Linked DNA regions of Homo sapiens: regions 1, 2 and 4 are each linked to region 3. A link is a loop called in an ENCODE intact Hi-C map of the cell type or tissue named here. Cell type or tissue: prostate gland. All regions are shown on one strand.

Region 1 (5,000 bases), 400 kb before region 3:
AAAATTAAGAAACGGGAAGAAAAGTATTTTTCTATGCACTAATGGCATATTTTATTAACCCTTTACCTTAGGCTATAACATTTTTTTTTTTTGCAGCATTCTTTCATTAGATAAGCAGCTGGAGGAAGGAGGCTAGTTAGTTTACTGTAATTGTTAAATATCTACAAACATTCAGATAGTTAAAATAATTATTTCCATATAAAATCCTGGGTAGAGGTGAGGTTTTTCTAAAAATAAATGATAATTTTGAGAAAGGAATAAGAGCAGCGACATAATTCTGACTTTGAGACCTGTAATCTTTGATAGCAAACTTTTTTTGTTTTTTTTTGAGACAAAGTCTTGGTCTGCTGCCCAGGCTGGAGTTCAGTGGCGTGATCTCAGCTCACGGCAACCTCCGTCTCTTGGGTTCAGATGATTCTCCTGCCTCTTCCTCCCATGTAGCTGGGATTATAGGCATGAGCTACCATGCCCGGCTAATTTTTTATATTTTTACTAGAGACATGGTTTCACCGTGTTGGCCAGGCTGGCCTCGAACTCCTGACCTCAGGTGATCTGCCCACCTCGGTCTCTCAAAAGTGTCGGGATTATAGGTGTGAGCCATGGCGCCCAGCCGCAGACTTTTAAATACAGCATTTAGAAAGGTTTGATGACATCTTATGGTCTTTAATTGGACTGAACTTTTACATTCTTATTAGTACACATATAAAATCAACAGCTTTTCATGATTCGGCATTTACATCTTAAATCCTGCACTTTGCTCTGTTAGGAAATAGAGCAACACTGGATATTTCAAGCTAATAGGAAAAGTCTACATTTGATACAGAAAAGTTACCTTACGCAATATTGAGGAGCTAGTGAACAAGGGTTAGGGGGTGGGGGTGCCAGAGACCAGAGCATGCAAGAATGAGAGAGAGATTACATTGTCCTCTTCCATTTTAGTTGGTAGTTTCTACTGAAAACTGTAAAGTTTAACTTTTTGGAATTGTAACTATCCAAAGTGGGAATGTAAACTATATTGAACAAAATTTATTTAGCCTGTTAAAAAGTCAACCTAAAACTATGGTTAATTAGTTTATATTATTACATCACTTTTAGTAGAGACTCAACAATCAGTGCAGAGTAAGAGGAGCTATTATCAGGTGAGCTGACTGCTACCCATATGGGGCTTTAAGATAATGATGAGTTTAAATTTCCTCTTAGAGCTAAGTGAGAATAAAACTGGAGGCAATAAATACTCTTGGCCAAAGCCATTAAATGAAAAAGCTGGGAATTCTCCAGCTCTTGACTTAAATTGTTTGTTTATCAGCTGGCGCCTAGTCTGGAGTCAAGAGCTGGAGATTTCTATCTGTGACAGAACTTTGAAACTCTTGCAGGACACTTTCATTTCAACTTAAGGTAACTTGAGTTTATAGCTTTGGCTTTAAAGATTACTAATGATTTACTCATTTCCTTACCATTTAACCAGAGTGGACTTTTTCCCAGGAAGGGATCTGTGTTTATTTAGGGCCTTTGTCTGCGGAGGGATTAAAAGGCAGCCCACCAGCATTGTGAACTTGATGGTCATAAAAGGTCACCAAAACACACCATAAAAACATTCTTACCATGGAATTAATTATACAGTGTAATTTTACAAAGCAACTTGGTTACTCCATCTTACCCCCTCCCCCATATTTAAACATTTCAACTTTTAAAAAGTAAATCTTTGGTATAATTTTGGTTTATGAAAAAAATGTTTTATGATGTTTAAATGCTGAGGAAATTGTCATGTGCATATGTACAGTTTAATTGCTTAAAAATCTTAAAATTTTTGAAATGAAAATGATCATTTATTGTTAAACTGTGGGATGAATAACTTGTTTGGGAGGAGGTTAGAGTAGTCAGAAGAGTTGGTTAGTATTTCATAGAACAGCTCAGTTTCCAAAAACCTAAGTCCAGCTAAGAATTTATCTGTGCCACCAGGTGGCATTGCATCCAAACCTGCTAATGATAAAAGGATTATAAAATATATTATTTTTTGTTAAAGATATAACGATTTTACTTTTGAAGTTGACTGAAAACTACATCTGATATCAAGGTTAAGTATCTGCAAAGAATTGAAAAGATTTCTAAACTCTAAATATTTGTTTTTAGGTTGTTGATATTAAAACGAAAGTAAATGAAAATGAAATATTTGGAGGGGATTGCTATTTTTCATTTAGTAAAATAAGCATTTAACATTTGGCTTTTTTTTTTTTTTTTTTTTTTTTTTTTGCTTGTCTAAACACTGGAGAGGGGAATCCAGCGTATAAAAATTCTCACAAATATTTCAAATCCCCGCCCCCCACCATGTGGCAAGATTCCACCCCCCTCCCTGGGTCTTGTAAAAAAAAAAAAAAAAAAAGTGTCAGCAGGTTTTACTGTATGGGAATTTTTAAAAAGAGGGAGAAACCTCTGAAAGGTGCAAGTTGGTCCTTTTCACAAGCCTAACTATGAGATTCATTAGGCAGTTCATGTTCATGTCTTAAAAGCTGTTTTTGGGAAAGTAAATTCTTGAGTTTCCTGTACTGTTTTTCAGGGAGTCTTTATAGTCTTTTGAATCAGCTCATTTTAAAACAGTGATAATGTAAAAAGCACAATAAAAAAAGGCTCATTATAAATTTTATAAAAGTGTGATTTTTTTCATTAAAATACGTATTCATGTTCTATTTTTATGAACCCATAAATATAAGTTAATAAACTGTAGCAGAAACAATTAAATTACTTAATACAGCTATCCAGGTGATAGGATATGTTGTCAGAATAAATAAAGCTCAGTGTATATTCTATTGATTTTTATTCTTTTAAAAAATGTATTCACCATGCAGAGTGATGTTTAATGCTTAGCTTTGATCATTTAGCAAAAAGCTTAGTGCTACTCATTTTATACTCTTGCCTCTTCTGAGGCTTCTTAATGTGCACAACCTGTTTTAAGAAATGTATATGTTTTCAAAGTAAATGTTTGACCTCCCACCTTGATGTTCCCACTTAAAAGCAAAACCCTCCCCTCCCTTATATTTTGAATAACTTGATGAGAATGTGTGTTGTACTAAAACTAAATATATGCACCCTTCAGTATTACCAAAAGAGACCTTTTGGTTTTAAAAATTAGGAAATTTCACTTTTGAAAGTAGTCTAGACAAAGGTACTCATGACATTTGACCCTGAAATTTTTACTTTTAAACTTGATGCAACAGTCTGCTTCTTAGCTTTGTTGTATGCTAATATTTCTACTTATTTAACATCAAAAAGCTGTAGAGGTTTCTCTTTATAGATTATGCCTGTGTTCTGGAATTGCCTCCTGCTGTCCATGAATTGCTTCTTGGCTTGTTGTGTTAGAATTTCTCACCAGGGTCTTTTGTGAGCTATGTAGCCAACATTAAAAAAAAAAAAATCAAATTTGATAGAGTAAACTGGACTAGTAAAAATTATACTTACTATTCATAATTATAATTGAGGTTTCTTGGCTCAGCATATCAATTTTATGCAGTAAGAGTAAGCACATACAAATCTCATGTAATGATATGCATACATATAGTTGCCTACAATGACTGTTTTTCTAGTTATTTCTATAATATTAAAATGATTTTTTTGCTGAAATTCCAGAAATCTAAAAACATTGAAAAATAATGATAATGAGAAAAACAATTCTTACTTGTTAGGGTATATGTTATTTAGTAATGAAGCATTTAGATTTTGGATTCTCTCATTTCAGTTGGAAATAGTATTGGTGTAAGTGAGTGTTGCCATGGGAACCTCCACATAGATATAAAAGGCAATACTGTCTAAGTGGAGGAGGAGGGGCGATGTACTGAAATACCACTGGCCTAAATGATCTATTTTATGTATGTGTGTTGGTGTGGGGGTGAGAGCTAGGATGAAAAGGGGAGAGAAAGTACTACAGAAAGTAAATGTTAGCAGTCAAAGCAATTTACTCACACTTTTGGATTCTTTTAGATAGAAGTGTTTTAAAGCTCGAAATGTGATTCTTAATTATTGGTATCATTTGCACACACTGGGGAGTCTTTGCATATCTTATTTTTAATGTACAGTGGAATATGTTTAACTTACTTGGTTTTAGATAAAATTTAATTTAGTGAAATTTGAGAGTTAGGATTTCAGTCTTTGAAATGGCTTTATACATGTTATTAAAGATGTTATATTTAATTCTTTTTAAATATCTGAAATTTAGAAAAACTGATTAGGACACAGTTAATGTGGCTTTCAAAGAAAAGCTGGCATTTTGGCTTTATAGTATTTTTAATACTAGATTTTTAGTAATTTTCTATAAATATATAGGCAAGGAAACAATGACTTACTGTATCTGCATGTGTAATATTTTATGGTTAAAAAAATAAAGAATGAAAACAACAAAACCTAACATAAAATCTTTTTATATCCCTTAGGAGCACATAAAGATTGTAGAGATAGAGATGATTAGAGAACAACCAATTTAACTGCATGCAAAGTAACATTTTTGTTTTTTGTATGTTTAGGTTACAAAAAAACAATGAAATTGTGCCCAACCTGAGTTAGCCTGGTAAAATGCAGCAGCATCATCATTGCAGTTTTAACACTATGGATTCTGGTTGTCAGATACAAATATAAAAAAAAGAAGAGATATTAACTGACAAAAACTGTTTAAACTTACCTTTTTAGTCAATCCAGAGAAAAAGCTGCCAAGGTAATAAAACATCCAGAAGTTTTTAAGTTAAAACGAGTAATTTAAATTAAAAGGGGTGAGGGGGCATGAGCAAGCAAGGGAGAAGAAAAAAGGGGTGAAAACGACAGGCACTTTGCTTCCTGGGCCTGGCTGTATCTGATGTAAATTAACCAGCAGTGGGGAGTGTATTGTTTCCAACTCCACATAAACAATGCTGGGTATCTCTTTGGGAATGGGTGGGTGCTGGGATGGATGGAGGTTGTTGAGAAGGGAACTGGCAAGCAGAGTTTATAATCTATTAGTGGATTTTTTTTGGCATGCG
Region 2 (5,000 bases), 370 kb before region 3:
TTGAGACTAGCCTAGGCAACATGGTGAAACCCTGTCTCTACTAAAATACAAAAAAAATCAGCCAGGTGTGGTGGTGGGCGCCTGTAATCTCAGCTATCAGGAGTCTGAGGCATGAGAATTGCTTGAACCTGGGAGGCGGAGGTTGCAGTGAGCTGAGATCGTGCCACTGCACTCCAGCTTGCGCAACAAAGCGAAACTGTCTCAAAAAAAAAAAAAATCTAAACATTGAACTTTAGAACCAAAATGAAATCTTACTGTAACCCTAATGTACAATACTAAGAAAACAAATATTTTCATTGACATATTGAACTTATAAAATAATGTATCTTCAAAAAAAAGATTCTCTTAGTTTTAACAAATATTCATGCTTAAGTAATGTCTTCAGCTCCACATTTTCAGAACCCTATTAACTCTCACTTAGCAAAATTAGCATACTGAACTCTCTAAACTATTTAATGATTTGATTTATATATGTTCATTCTAATGAACAATGGATGCTAATAACAGTATTCTGTGAGGAGTAAGGTTTTTTTTGAGGTCAGCAGTGTTTAGATTAATCAGGTTGACATTTCTTGCTGGTGGGTCATGAACTGTTGATAATAGCATTAAATGGTGATTCAGTTGTTGCAGAAGGTACAACTCATTATCCAGCTACTATATTAAATCATTACAGAAACAATTGGCACTCCACACCCATGTGTTCTGCAGCAATGGTACATCAGGGAAGTATATTTGTTTCTTTTATTTACATCTCAAATTTTTTTGGAGGCTTACCTACATTCTTAAAGGATGCTACAGCATTGCCACTACTTTAGGGAACGAGGATGATTATCTTGACTGATTTGGGGGGATGAAGGGATATATAATCCTTTTAATAACACACCCAAAGTCTTCTCTTTATATTGCGAGCCTTTCTGAAACCTTGTTTTCATAATGAGTGTACCTGGGTTGCAAGTAATAAAAACAAATATATTTATGGATTTTTAAATTGGGTTTAAATTTAACATAAATTATTATTACAAGGATATGGGTCTTTTAAAAAGATTTGTATTCATTTTAAGAGAGAAATGATGCTTGGCCAGGCACAGTGGCTCATGCCGGTAATCCCAGCACTTTGGGAGGCCGAGGTCGGCAGATCACCTGAGGTCAGGAGTTCAAGACCAGCATGGCCAACATGGAGAAACCCCATCTCCACTAAAAATAAAAAATAAGTCAGGTGTGGTGGCGCATGCCTGTAATCCCAGCTACCTGGGAGGATGAGGTAGGAGAATTGCTTGAACCCGGGAGGCGGAGGTTGTGGTGAGCCGAAATCATGCCACTGCCCTTCAGCCTGGGCAACAAGAGCGAAACTCCATCTCAAAAAAAAAAAAAAGAGAGAAATGATGCTTGGAAAGTTCACAAATGTGCTGTAGAAGTAATTTCTTCCGAAAGGTCATTGTTATAGAAATCTCTTTAAGAAAAATTTAAGAGATGAGCTGGATTTGTTTTTTACAGTTGTTAATCTATTGCCTTTTAAGATAAACCTTAGTAATTTGGTATGCATTGAATCAGAAATTGTTGGTGTCTTTGAATTTTAAAATCAAGTATGTTTTCAGTGTGTCCCGTGTGTATAGGCAGTGAATAGATAGTAGCATGACAATTGTATTAATGTTGATTTCATTTCTTATTGGATAGTAAAGAATTAGTGAAGTCAGTTTCTAATTATTAATAAAATACCCCAAACACCCAGCCCCACGGTTTCACAAATAGGTGCTCGATCATAATTTGTTAATGAATGTGTGACACTTGGGTAGAAGCAGGAGAGCTTTTTGGCATTTTGTATTTGCCAGAATATACTTTAAGGAGCTAAGTATAGGAAAAAGGAATATTTCCCTTTATAATGAAAAGGAATATTAACATCTTCAAAGTAATTGCCTTATTTAGGGTAAATAGGTTCTTCAAATCTATGCTGACTCTTTAAGAGAAACAATATAGCATTGGAAAATTATGGGCCACTAGAGGTCACTGTTTAGTAATCAACTTTTAATGAACCAGAACAGTCAGGAGAGCCAATAAATTACAGTGTGGATTTTTCTAATTATGAATTCATATTTAATCATTCAATGACAAGTTAACTTTGGAAATGGTTTTGTGTACTTTGCATATGTGGTTATGCTAATGCACTATTATATTTCTCTGATGTTGGCCCTCCATCATTAGAATAGAACATTGCCAAAGGCTTTGTTATATAATCTTAATTACTAATTATGAGACATAATTAACCTTGTTACCGCCTCCACATCCACACAGTTTTTGGAAATAAAGTTTTACTCTAAATAACAATTACTTTTAAGTGAACATAGGTGTAATGGTTATGATCAGTTCCTCCTCCTCCCTCATGTCTTGTCTTCCTGCTTCATTCTTGGTTTCCGTTGCTCCCATCCCTTTCTCTGCTGTCTTATTTCTTTCCTTCCCTCCTTTGGATTCCTTTTCCACTTTATTTTGTCAGTGATTGAATGTTTCTTCTCAAGCTTTCCAGCCTTGATTCAATGAGTAGAAGAATGTGACTTTTACTGCATATGTTAAAGTAATCCTAGGGTGGGCAACTTGAGCTGAGCCAACCAGCAGTGCAAAGGAAGATTGTATGCATATAAGCAAGCATGCTGCTGCTGCTGTTGCTGCGAGCAGATGGCTGTCTTCAGGCTGTCCAGCCCAGAATCCATTCAGGAAAAAGCAGATTTCCGTACTTACATGATAAAAACTGTTTTCCTCCTTACAGGCTAGGCTAGTTGCTCAAGAGGAGGCCTCATGATCTTAGGGAAAAAACAACATGTGCACATGTGTTTCCTTTTTTTGAAAACAGCCCTGTGCATTATTTCTTAGAAAGCAGGCACATCACACCATTGCTCGGACTTCCTCTACTTCTTGCTGCTTTTACCATCCCTGCTGCTATGCCACTGCTATACAGTTATATCCACCTCACTGTTCTGAGATTTCAGTCTGCCCAAGATATACTTCTGATAAATTGTTCAGAAACTTTCTCTGGTTCCTGATGCTCACCCAGTCCAGCCCAGTCTTCCTTCTCAGCCTGCCATTCAAGGCTCTCCACACTCTGGATCCAACTTACTTTTCCATTCTTATTTTCTGCTACTTCTTTCCACATGCCTTAAATTCTAACCAAACTGGACTATTCACTAATTCTTAAATATTTACCTTATTTACTCAAGTCCCAATGTAGATGCCACCTCCTGTGATCTCTCCTTAGGTAAAAGTCACCCTCCCTGTGAAGCACCATGACAGGTTAGGGTCTCACCTACATTGTAATTACTGTATACCTATGTTCTCAGCTACACTGTAAGTCCAGAGATTCTTGACAAATAAATCAAGAGTGCTAAAATTTCCAATTAAAAAACCTATTTGGCAGAGTATCTGGCTTTCTAATTTTATTCTGGGAAAAGTAAAATAATTTTATAATGCTAAGGTTTGTAATATTAGGGAAGGTCATGGGATATCCTAGAACTCTCATCTACAAAAGATAAGATAAGCCTTTGTCCAATAAGTTGAGCTCTGTCTGAACACATAAGAATAGTAGTCAGCTTGCCCTTCTCGATTACCTGCTTTATAATATCACTGGGAATACAAACAGTTCTCTATTAAATCTCCTAAATGAGAGGAAAATGTATTTTATAATTTAAAATGGTATGTTCATTTTGTATGTACATAGCTCTATTTTGAAGAAATTGAGTTTTGTTAAAACAGTCTTTTGCTTATAACAGCTCCAGATTGCTTGTGTTTTGGTAAAAATAAGAGATGTGGAAGATACATGGATTTTGAACTTGAACTATATTTTGGGGGCTCTTTTCAAGTATTAGTTCCAGTGGCTGAGTACAGTATGTAAATTTCATTATTATTAGAGGGGGAGGTGTGCATAACCACTTTTTTTCTCTATTAGAGCAGCAATAATAAAGTTTTGCATGTCTGAACCTATCTATGTACTTAGTTATGACAGAAGCTAACTTGCAAGCTTGTTTGTTTACAAATAAAAAAGGTAAAGAGTTACCTGTTTGGAGTTTGGAATGTACTTTCCTTGGAAAAAATATTTTCTAATATATTTAGGTCCCTATTATTTTCAACCTCACATATATTGAGAATATCCCTAAATTATAACACAATTAGCATCATATTTCTGTGGGAAATGATTTCAGAGATTCTTCGTGGGATACCAGCCCCTCCTATCCTATCCTTTGAGGAAAAAAAAAATCACCTGCTATCTCTTCCTCCCCTTTTCTAAGCTGTGGGATCTGAAATTTTCTCTGGGGATTCACCTGCTTTTCCAAAATTCCAACTATCTAATTTCTAAAGAGATTTTCTAACTCTGTATTTCCATCACAGACTTTTCTGATTTCTGGATCTGCATTTTTATTTATTGGACTCCTTCAATCAAGCTCATTTTTGGAGTCAAACTTTTTCATTTCAGTAAAACCAGCTCTAGCTCTTGGTCCTCTATAGTATATTACAATTTCAGTTTTTCTAATCTTTTAGGTTCAAATTCTGAAAGTAGCACTGTCCAATAGAAATGTAATATAAGCCACATGTGTAATTTAAAATTTTTTAGTAGTCACATTAGAAAAGTAATAAGAAACACAGGTGAGGATAATTTCAGGAATACATTTTATTTAACCCAGTATATCAAAAACATAATTTCAACATGTAATCAATATAAAATTTATTCAGATACTTCACATTTTTTCATACTAAGTCTTTGAAATATGTGTGTTTTACACTTAAAGCACATCTGAATGTGAACTAGCTATATTTTAAGTTCTCAGCAGCCACATGTTGCTAGTAGCTACTCTGTGGGACAGGACACAGCCTTAGAGAGTCTGCCGCTACATTTTTCTCTTAGCCAGTGACATATTCTGGTTCTGCACTACCTGTCAAAGTTTGTTAAATACATGCAAGGAAATTTACAGAATTTTTCTCGTTCCTTTTTTCCTATACTTCTTCCACTCCTGTTTTTA
Region 3 (5,000 bases):
CCTCTTCCTCATTAGAGGCACACAAGTGGGGCCCTCTAGGCCCCACACCCTCTGGGCGCGTGCCCTCCCTGACTCCCTACGCCAAGACTAAAAAATTTGAAGACTCAGACCACATGTTCCTACCTCACAATCTCTCTAAAAAGAGCCTCTCTATACTGAACCGGCTCCTGTCACCTGAGAAATCTGCTGGAAAAGAAAGCTGGATATTGAAGCAGCAAGACCCAGAGGAAGAAGCTGCTGGTTAGTCTCTGGCTGGTTATTTTCTTCCACAGATGCCTGGGACCCTAGCTTCCCTTGAGTCTTAGTTGCTTTGTCTGTAAAATGGAGATGATTGTAATAACCTTGGGACCAACCTCACAGGTTGTTAGGAGGAAGCACTTAAAAATTTTTTTATTGCCATATAACTTACGTATAGCAAAGCATACAAATCTTAAGCCCCCAGTTCACTGAATTTTTATATATGTATACATTTGTGTAACTACTACAAAGATCAAGATAAAGAGTATTAGCAGCCCCCAGAAGGCCATGAAGAAGCACTATGAGAACTAATTTTAGACAGTGATAGTGTTATCTCTAAGTCAAGAGATCAACAGGTCAGTCTAGTATGTGGCCCTTGAAGACACTTGATAGTGTCTTCAAGACAAGAATTGACAAACCAAATATACATGTCAAGGGGCTGTGGGAATCTCTGGTCTGGAGGAGCATTTGTGGGCCTTTTCTGCAAACCCCTAGGCACTCAGGGATTGGGGGAAAATTGAAGATCAGGCTTTAATTCGTTTTGAGACAACGCATTCTCTTTTGTGAATGGCTGGGGCTGGCATGTTCATTTACAAGTTAGGGGTAAGCCCAGAGAGAGAGGCCTGAGAACCTCTCCCAGGGGATGGAAATCTGAGTTGATGTCCGTAAGACTAAGATTCAAGCCTTGGGGTAACTTATTTCAGTGTTCTCCCCTGAATCCAAGGCTGGTATGATGTGTGGAGGAAATTCCCCAAAGGAATATGTGGCCATGAGATACATAGGGTAACCAGTTTTCTGAAAAGTATAACCTCAATAGCTAATACATACAATTGGTGCACTTCACAAACACTACAAAAAGATTTTATAGAAAAAAAATTCTCTACTCAGATCCTCTGAACACCAGTTCTTCCCAGGGGAAGCACTGTTACTGATGACTTGTCTGTCCTTCTAGCCCTTTTGTACATTCCTTCTTTTTTAAAAGCACAGTGGTAAGCTCTCACTACATATGCTGCCCTGTTCTTGGAGCTTTTCCTAAATACTGCCCATGACAATTCTCCATGACAGGTATACTGGCTCAGAAAGATATGCTCATCCCAGATAAAATTGAAGCCAACCTTGTCTAGCCTGACACACAGAAGGGCTGCTTTAGCCTGGGTTCTAGATCCTGGCCCACAGTTAATGGGTTTGGTGACCTTAAAAACAGTCAGCTAACTTGGCCGCAACATCATTACCAGCACCCCCTTTCTCCCTAGGGGAGCAGAGCCATGGGGAGGAGGCAATAAGGCACTGACCATGACTAGACCTTCAACCAGTTTCTGGAGTCAGGGGAAATTGAAAGTGCTTCTTGGAATTTTTAACTATTCTGTCTAGCAGCTATAAAAACTGTGCTCAGGTCATTAGCCCACCCTGAGTGTCTACCTCCGATCCCATTTCCTTAGTCCTCTTTGGAGCTCGATGGGGTGGCCCTGGGCCTGGCCCCCACCCAGGCCTGACAGAGGCAGGAGGGTATGGCGGGGGCCTAGGGCTTTGCCCCAGACCTTGGACCCCGCAGCGTCTGCCAGGAGACGTCGGAGGAAACGCTTTTACCACCTGGGCGACCTTGACTGCAGCCGATTAAAGTTTAATCCGAGGTGTGTGCTCAGACTTGCCATGTTATTTAAACACATCAAAGGTCATAAAAAGATTCCAATGGCGTGAGCCGCTCCGACGCGGGCCCGCAGGGAGCCAGCATTTGATTCTGGTGGATTTCCAGAGCCAGGATTTAGAGCGCAGGGCGGGAAGGGGAGTATAGGAAAAAAAGGGAAAAGCCAGCTTTCACAGAGGAATGCTAGACTTCAAAAAGCGGCAGGGGAAACCGAGTCTCGGCCCGAGGAGCAGAGACAGCGCCCTTGAGTTCCGATTAACTGGGAAGACATCTAGTGGGAAGAGGTCGCAACTGCAGCGGTGTCCTGCGAGCATCCTCCGCCGCCGCCCACAGCGACTGCAACCTCCTGGATTGGATGGGGGTGGGAGGCCTCAAAGAGAAGCCTCTCTCTCCCTGGCCTCCCCGTCGACAGTGGAGTGCTTACTTTATTGCCTGCGTGATTGCAGGGCTGGGTCTGGGTTCCCACCCAGGGCAGAGACGCTATTTCCACCTTGACAAGAAAGATCTAGCTGTCCACCGAAAGCACAGGGCCCAGGATGCCTGGATTCCCATCTAACTCTTCCTGGGGCTCCTGATCCTAATGCGGGCAAATCCCTGGAGCGCCCATATGTAGGTTCTCCTGGAGGGTGCAGAGTGGCTCTGGGGACCAACAGATTGCTGCAGAAGTTAAGTGAGTCCAGAGGCTGGCATGCAAAACCGCTGGAGCTACAGACTGCTGCCCACGAGGCCTTTGGCAAAGCACAGGAGCCTAGCTTCTTAGGATTCGAAGGTGACATTTTCCCCATCTCTGCCGTGGGGCCATCTGGCCAGATCTGATCCTGGCTGCCTTCTTGCATCCAGATTCTAATTTCTGTGAAGGATTGGCCTCTCTCACAACCCCATGGAAATGAGCCCCACATATAGAGAGCTGGCTCTTATCTGAGCTCCTCTGGCCCCACCAGCACCTCCTAACCTTATGGCCAAAAGATAGAGAATTCTGTGCAGGCCTCTCCATGTGCCTCTGAGATGCTCACTGCAGGTTCTCTATTGGGTGCCTTCGCCTGCTTCAAATGGGGTCCGCCTTGTAGGGGTGTGCCTCCTTGCTGACCACTTTGGCTGAGTCTGAGTCTGAGTTCTCTCCTTCAGTCTTTTTTTTTTTTTTTTTTTTTTTTGAGACAGGGTCTCACTCTTTCGCCCAGGCTGGAACATAGTGGTACTATCATGGCTCACTGCAGCCTCAACTTGCTGGGGATCAAGCAATCCTCCCACCTCAGCCTCCCCAGTAGCTGGGACCACAGGCACATGCTACCACACCTGGCTAATTTTTGTGTTTTTTAAAGAGACTGGGTTTCTCCATGTTGCCCAGGCTCTCTCAGTCTATTAGTTGTGGCATTAGATCATCCTAGAATTGTCAGGAAGAGTGGCACCAGTATACTCCTTTTGGGAATGATATAGAAGGCCAAGGAACCATGCTCCACATTTCAATGTATGAATCCCAGGACATTGTGGAGCCCCCACAGGCAGCTCTACCGATAGAGTTTCCAGGGCTTCTGTAGGAGGCCCCCCACCCTGTCATGCTCAAGTCTCTGGGACCTAGCATCGGCCAGGCCTCTGGGAAGCGGCCTCTTCCTTTTCCATTTTACCCATCAAGTTGCCTACCCATACTCCTCCAGGGTTCGCACTCTCCCTGATTCTCAAATGAAGGCTTAAGGGACCCTGTTCTTTGGCTTTGTTACACAACCCCCTACAACCCCCACCCCCCTTGAAAAAATGGAAGAACTGGAAATAGTGGAAGAGGCCATTCTAGCAAATGCCTTGAAGCCCTTCACTGAGACATTAGCCGTCTCTTATCACTCACAGAAGTGTTTCCCCAAAGGGGTACAAGGGCTATGACTCCTTCTGTGCTCCCACCAATCACCTAATGGCTGGATAAACCTCAGGTAGGAAGACTCCGTTGTTTTATTTAATCAGCTACAGACTATTAAAGTAGCAGTGGGTAAGGGCTAGGGGAAGAAAGGACTGCAGGTGGGCTAACCAGATTTAGCTTCAGAAAAACTGAGACCCAGATCATGTCACAAGTGAACCTGGGATCCAAGGGCCTGGATCAGTCCAGGTCACATGCTGAGTTCCAATGGGCTGCTGTGTGAGCTTGGAGCAGAGCTGATCCCTTAATCCTCTCAACCTGAGACAGACAAACATACACACACACACACACACACACACACACACACACACACACACACGATCCAGAAAGTCCCCTCCCAGCTCACCTGGTTAGGCCCACACTGGACCCCTGTCTGGATTCCACACCCCCAGCCAAGCAACCCTGCTCTGCTCCCAGCAGAAATCACAGGGACTTCTATTCCTCAGGGTGACAAACGAGTCTGCTTGCTCTTGGTGACATCAAATTACTTTGCACCAGCCTAGGGTCCCATGACCTGACATAACCTCACATTAGATCCTAGAAATGTAAAGAAATATGGCCTTTTAAAAGTGGCTGAGAGCAGGTAATTGCTAGCAGGCTTGAAGGGTTGTCCCAAGCTCAGCTCGCGACCTCTGCCTCCGAAGCTGATACCAGCAGGAATTCATGCGTTTGGACTCTCTATGGGCAGAAGGTCGAGCCTGCATTTAACTCTGGACAATAATCAGGTTCTTAAAGCCCAGATTGTTTTTGTGCAGTTACAGAAATCACAGGGAGGCTTTGGACCTAAATGGCAAGGAACACTCGACAGTGGCACCGCCCCCACTGCCCCCCAGCCAGGCTTCCACAAAGAACAGGCTTCAGCGGAGAATGGGCTTCTGCTAAGCTTTAAAAACAGGCCTTCTTTGAGCTGCTGTAGCTTAAATTTTTGTGGAGAATTACAGTTTCATTGCTTCTTATTCTTCTCCCTCCCATCTCTCCCTTCCTCTTTGTCTCCTGGCTTGTCTGTGGCTTCTCTCTTCCCCTCTCCCTCTTCCTCCGAATTGTTTGACTTCTGCAGTCCCCACCCTTACCCTGACCCGAGCCCTCACCCCTGCGGTGAACTCCATCTTAGGATCTGGAGACATGGGACCCTTAAACCCACCACTGTGCCCAAGGCTTGGTAGGAGTCAATCTTGCTGATACCCCACAGACAGTGGGCAGAGAGCTCATGGCTTC
Region 4 (5,000 bases), 560 kb before region 3:
TGAACTCTGAAACAACTTTAAGCAACAAAACATATGTGTACTCGAGTCCCTGAAGAAGAGGAAAGACAGAAAAAACAGCTGAAGAAATAATGGCCTAAAATTTTCAAAATTTAATGAAAACCATAAGTATACAGATACAAAAAGGTCACTGAACCCCAAGCATAAAAAATAAAGAAAATAAAGAGGACACAACATAATCAACCACTTAAATTCAATGATAAAGAGTAAATCTTAAAAATAGTAAGAGGAAAAAAACACATTAAATATAAAGGAAGAAAAATACCAATGACACTGAATTTCTCATCAAAAACAATAAACGTGAGAAGAACCACATTTCTAAAATACTCAAATACAAAAACTATCTATCTAGAATTCTATACACAACAAAAATCTCTTTTAAAACTAAAGGTAAAATAAGACTTTTCCTAACATACAAAAGTTGAACAAATTCATCAACAGAAGACCTGCACTACAAAAATGTTAAAGAAAGTCCTTTCAGGTAGAAGGAAAATTATACCAGACAGAAACCTTTATCTATGCATTTTACCAGGTTGGTTCTTTATAAGAATCCTTAAAATTACTTACAATACACTGAAGAATACTTAAGTACTCCAAAAGGTACCACTACCATTTTGAAGGGAAAATGGTTAATTCAATTTCCTAAATGTTAATTTACATTACTAGAATTTCAAATTTGAAGTTGCATAAAATCTCCCTAAGAATTATGTACCATGGTAAATTTATCAGTCAGTGCTTGACCAGATAAGCAAACAGCTGGGGAGAGAGAGAAAGACAGACAGACGAACAGACAGACTGAGAGAGACACTAAGAGATTTGATCTTGTGTAACTGTAGAAGCTGGAACTAGCTTGTGTAAGGCAGGCAATCAAGAAAGACATCATAAAGTGGGAAAAGCAAGAACAAAATAGGATCCACAATCACCAGATGAAGCCCACCAGAACGGACTGAAAACTGAAGTCCATGTTGGTTTTTATTCTGACCCTGATAGTCTCAAGATGTCTTGAGCATGCTGGGGTCCTTCCTGACAGACCTAACCCAAGAGATGGAGAAACTGAAAGAGGATTCCACAGAAGGTAGGGCAATTGCAGCCTGGCTACTACTACCTCATACCAACAAGGTGAGCCAGGAGAGAAGCCACAACTTGTATAAGCTACAAAAATGGCTGCTGCTTCACTTCTGCCTTCAAATCTCATGCAAGAATCTCTCTTGTGTCTCATCCTAAACAAATTACAGAGAAGAGAACTCTGGAAAATAAGTTCAGCCTAGCAAGGTGACATATTACAAAGCTACCACCACAAAATTCCATTTATCAGAAAGAACTCCATTTGACTTAAGTTCCCGCAACTCAAAATTCTAAACTTTAAACTTTTAATACATATGATCCTTCAATTGTATTATCAATGAGTTTCATCTAACCATACCATTATGTGTCCTGGTATATTCTGATAAGAAAAATTTCTTCTATAAATGAGAAAACCATTTCAATGACTAATATCCACAAAGACATTACATTACTGTACTAAAACTATATGCTGATTTTTTCCCACAATTTATCCTTTCTGAAATGGAGATGCATCTTACAATCAACGGTATGTCTTAGTTTACTTGGATTATTTTTTTCCTGGCAGTAATGATGTATAACCATAGCTTCTCAGGCTCAATGAAGCAAGATATTAAAGGCTTCCCAAAATCTTTGCAGGAACTACTGATTTTCTATTAAAATTGTAATCAGGACAATCTTAAATAAATGTAAACCAAATTCCATAAAATGTGCAACATAATTTAAAAGGTATTAAACTTCTTTTTTCTGGTTTTCAATCAAAACATGCTAAGTAAATGGGCAATGTGGCACAGTTATGTGATCGCTAGAGGGAGACAAATGACTGCTGAGTTTTAGTAATACAAAATCTTTCAATTCATTTGTTAGCTGTTAAAAACTGGTATTTTCATCCCTTTAAATACCAGAATACCCACAATATTTATAAAATGATAAAGTACAAAATAGTGCTTTTTTAAAACTTCTTAAAAGAACTGGAAGGCCACAGAAAAACACTAAAGATGCATAAAAAGAAAACATTGTAAATAGCTCACATATAGTAAACCAGGACTGTCCAAGAATGATAGTTTTTAAATATATGTTTTTTTAAATCATTTTTCAAGACCATAAAATCCCATATTCCAAATAAAACGTCACCTTCAGACCCTTCTTTTGACTACAATTAAAGCTGGTCAGAATGCCACAAGCCCCAAAACTCATTGTTATCTATTTATTCCATAAATACTTGATGAATAAAGAGACATACTATACTTGTATCTGTTATTATAAGCCATTGTAATATAGTAACAAAAACACCTAGCTTGGGTTTTCAGGTTCTCAACTTTGCCACTTGTTAACTAGACGACTTATCCATGAGGAAGCCTGAACTCAGAAAAACTAAGTGACCACCTTATTTCAATGAGAATAAAAAGGAAAACTCTATCTGATGACAAGTTGTTCTTTGCAGTATATGCTGTCACTCTACAACAACACAAAATATCTTTACGTTTTAGAGAAGAAACAGCCAAAAAGATAAAGATAGCTTAAGAGGTCCACACTAACCAGAGAAGAGATCTTGCACATTCTCTCACTCCCATACCTATGATACTTCCCAAATACCTGGTGATGTCTCCTACCCAGTTTGTGAAACTTAAGAATCAAAACAGTATGAATACATTTAACAGTTTGTAACATCCTCCATTACATTGTTTTGGCAATATTACTTTAATATTCTCAAATATAGTTCAAAAATGCCTTGAAGTACATCACATCCATCTTATTATTCAAGTTGAAAATACAATTATATGAAAAAAACTCAATTCATAGTTTAGGCTCCAAAAAAATTATAAGCTAAATTAACTGAAAAACTTAACAGAGGCACAGCTCTTTTTACTCCTATTTGAAAAACAAGATTCAAAATCACTGGTTCTCTGAGCCTCAGTTTTAACTCTTTCAATTTCCAATACGTATCTAGCACTCCAAAATACAAACAAGAACACAATGAAACACACAAACTGCTAATTTTCACAGAAGTCTTTGATAAATGTAAAGATGGGGTTTCAAAAAATACTCATCAGTACAATAGATTATTTGGCAATAAAAGGAGTGAATTAACAATATATATTACAACATGGATGAACCTTGAAAACATTATGCTAAGTGAAATAAGCCAGTCACAAAGGCCACATATTATATGATTCCATTCATGTGAAATGTCCAAAATACACAAATCCATAGATACAGAAATTTCAATTAGTGGCTGTCTGGGACTGGGGGAAGCAATCAGAAGGTAAACGGTAGAGTAACCACAAGTAAGTAAAAGCTTTCTTTTGGGGATGAATTTGTTCCTAAATTAGACTATGGTAATGGTTGCATGATTTTGTAAATACATTAAAATCCATTGAATTGTATAAACTGGTGAACTTTATGATACACAAATGACATCTCAATAAAGCTGTTTTGAAAAATAATCAATTAGATCAGCTCACATCTTTGGCCCTCAGAAGTATACAGCAGTGGTTAAAAGCACGGACTGGAGCCATACTGCTAGCCTCTATCACTTACTAACTGTGCAATCACGGACAAGTAAGTAGCCTCTCTGTGCTACCTCTGAAAAATGCAGACGATACTGCTTACTTCACAGGACGAAGTTAGCTAACATATGTAAAGCACTCAAATCACCATCTGGCTTTTATTAAGTGTTATATGAGTTATTTTTATTAATGAGCCTTTTTCAAGAGAGGAGGGGAGAAATCTTCCCTTACAGTTGAACCAGAAAGGAATGGAAAATTATCCTTAATAATAGAGTTACTTTTTAAATCTAGGATGTACATGAATAATGAAGTAGATACCACAAAAATCTAGGGGAAATACAATATGTAATTTATTGTTTCTCAATTTATAAACATTATCTTGTTTTAGTTTTAATCTACTTTGTAATCCTAGTTTATTCCTTCAAGCAGCCAATTTCATAAAATAACATTAAAAACAAACACATAATTTAAACCAATCTGTTGTAATAATCCCAACATATCCAATTCTTTTAATTTACCAAGTTAAAGAATTGTAATTATCAGAATTTCATTTAGTTTTAATTATTAGAGCACTTTAGAGTGATAAAAGTCAATGTGATAAAAGATGAAAAATTTTATTAATAAACAATTACAGAATTTAATTCACTTTTATTTTTTGTCAAGTATGGAATAGGTAATAAGCTAGTCATATTATTTTATAAAAGAATGGAAATGCAATAAATTTCTCCTATTATGAAGAAAATGAAGGTCTCTGCTTATTACATGGAGAATCCATTACAAAACTTTAAATGAAATTATAGATGATACATCAGAACAATCTTTCAGATATTCAACAGTTTATATACTCAGTACCTCAAATAGAAGACCTCTAGAACTACTATAGGATTCACACCATGGAACAGATTTAAAACAAGTGCCAAGAAATGTCACAGATTTTATAAGCCATCCAACCAGACCAGTTTGAAAGTCTGGAGTTGTAGCTGCCCAGCAGGCATGCTTGATTAAAATGGAGACTAATTTTGGAATATGAAGCAAATTCATAAAAAAAAAAAAACTAAAAGTCCATTGACTAGTAACAAAGAGGAACTATCTCTCCTGGCCAACACGTTTTATCCCCAGAAATAAACAATTGTCACCACATATGTCTTATAACTTAGAGGGTTTTTTTGGTTACATTATGTATCCATTATACTTTTAGAATCTGAGGGAAATGCTATGAATTTCCAGTCCTGTTGGATGACACTTTATATTGTAGTCCTTCCTTGATGATTCTCTGGTTCCTATTATGAAAAACAGTAAAATAATAATAGCTACTTACATTTAGAGAGAACTTCCCATGCATCAAGTACCATTCCAGGTCCTTTGTCAATTTTTTTCTATAATATGGAATATCATTTAAAAAATCACTTT

What was found. Hi-C counts contacts between places; a loop is a spot of excess contacts. Peaks named below come from ENCODE experiments on the same cell type or tissue, not always from the same donor. Only the 100,000 strongest peaks of a DNase experiment are listed, where the experiment ranks them.
Region 1: it touches region 3 in a loop (3-fold over the local background); 16 of 110 quality-filtered maps call a loop at or near these places.
Region 2: it touches region 3 in a loop (5-fold over the local background); 71 of 110 quality-filtered maps call a loop at or near these places.
Region 4: a loop joins it to region 3, with 8 times the contacts of the local background. A loop is called at or near these places in 19 of 110 quality-filtered maps.

Annotation. Positions count from the first base shown.
Region 1 is chr7:27,602,837-27,607,836 of GRCh38, reverse strand. All of the region lies in intron 4 of HIBADH (3-hydroxyisobutyrate dehydrogenase), which reads left to right. It overlaps LOC107986699 (a long non-coding RNA gene), which reads left to right. Exons shown (of 2, transcript XR_001744911.2): 2 at 1,307-5,000. Among named protein-coding and RNA genes, the nearest start is that of TSL, 11 kb to the left of the region's middle. RefSeq lists an enhancer at 4,440-5,000. In prostate gland, a CTCF peak has its summit at 1,959 (motif pointing right); a DNase peak (open chromatin) is centred at 1,306; H3K27ac peaks cover 549 bases.
Region 2 is chr7:27,573,539-27,578,538 of GRCh38, reverse strand. All of the region lies in intron 4 of HIBADH (3-hydroxyisobutyrate dehydrogenase), which reads left to right. Among named protein-coding and RNA genes, the nearest start is that of TSL, 40 kb to the left of the region's middle. In prostate gland, a CTCF peak has its summit at 1,988 (motif pointing right); a DNase peak (open chromatin) is centred at 1,998.
Region 3 is chr7:27,207,680-27,212,679 of GRCh38, reverse strand. No RefSeq gene overlaps it. Among named protein-coding and RNA genes, the nearest start is that of HOTTIP, 9.8 kb to the right of the region's middle. RefSeq lists enhancers at 1,332-1,832, 1,833-2,333. In prostate gland, CTCF peaks have their summits at 1,966 and 2,165; DNase peaks (open chromatin) are centred at 2,149 and 4,595; H3K4me3 peaks cover 1,554 bases; H3K27ac peaks cover 3,766 bases.
Region 4 is chr7:27,771,797-27,776,796 of GRCh38, reverse strand. The region is part of intron 5 of TAX1BP1 (Tax1 binding protein 1); the gene reads right to left. Among named protein-coding and RNA genes, the nearest start is that of TAX1BP1-AS1, 34 kb to the right of the region's middle. In prostate gland, a CTCF peak has its summit at 1,882; no DNase peak of the experiment used is centred here.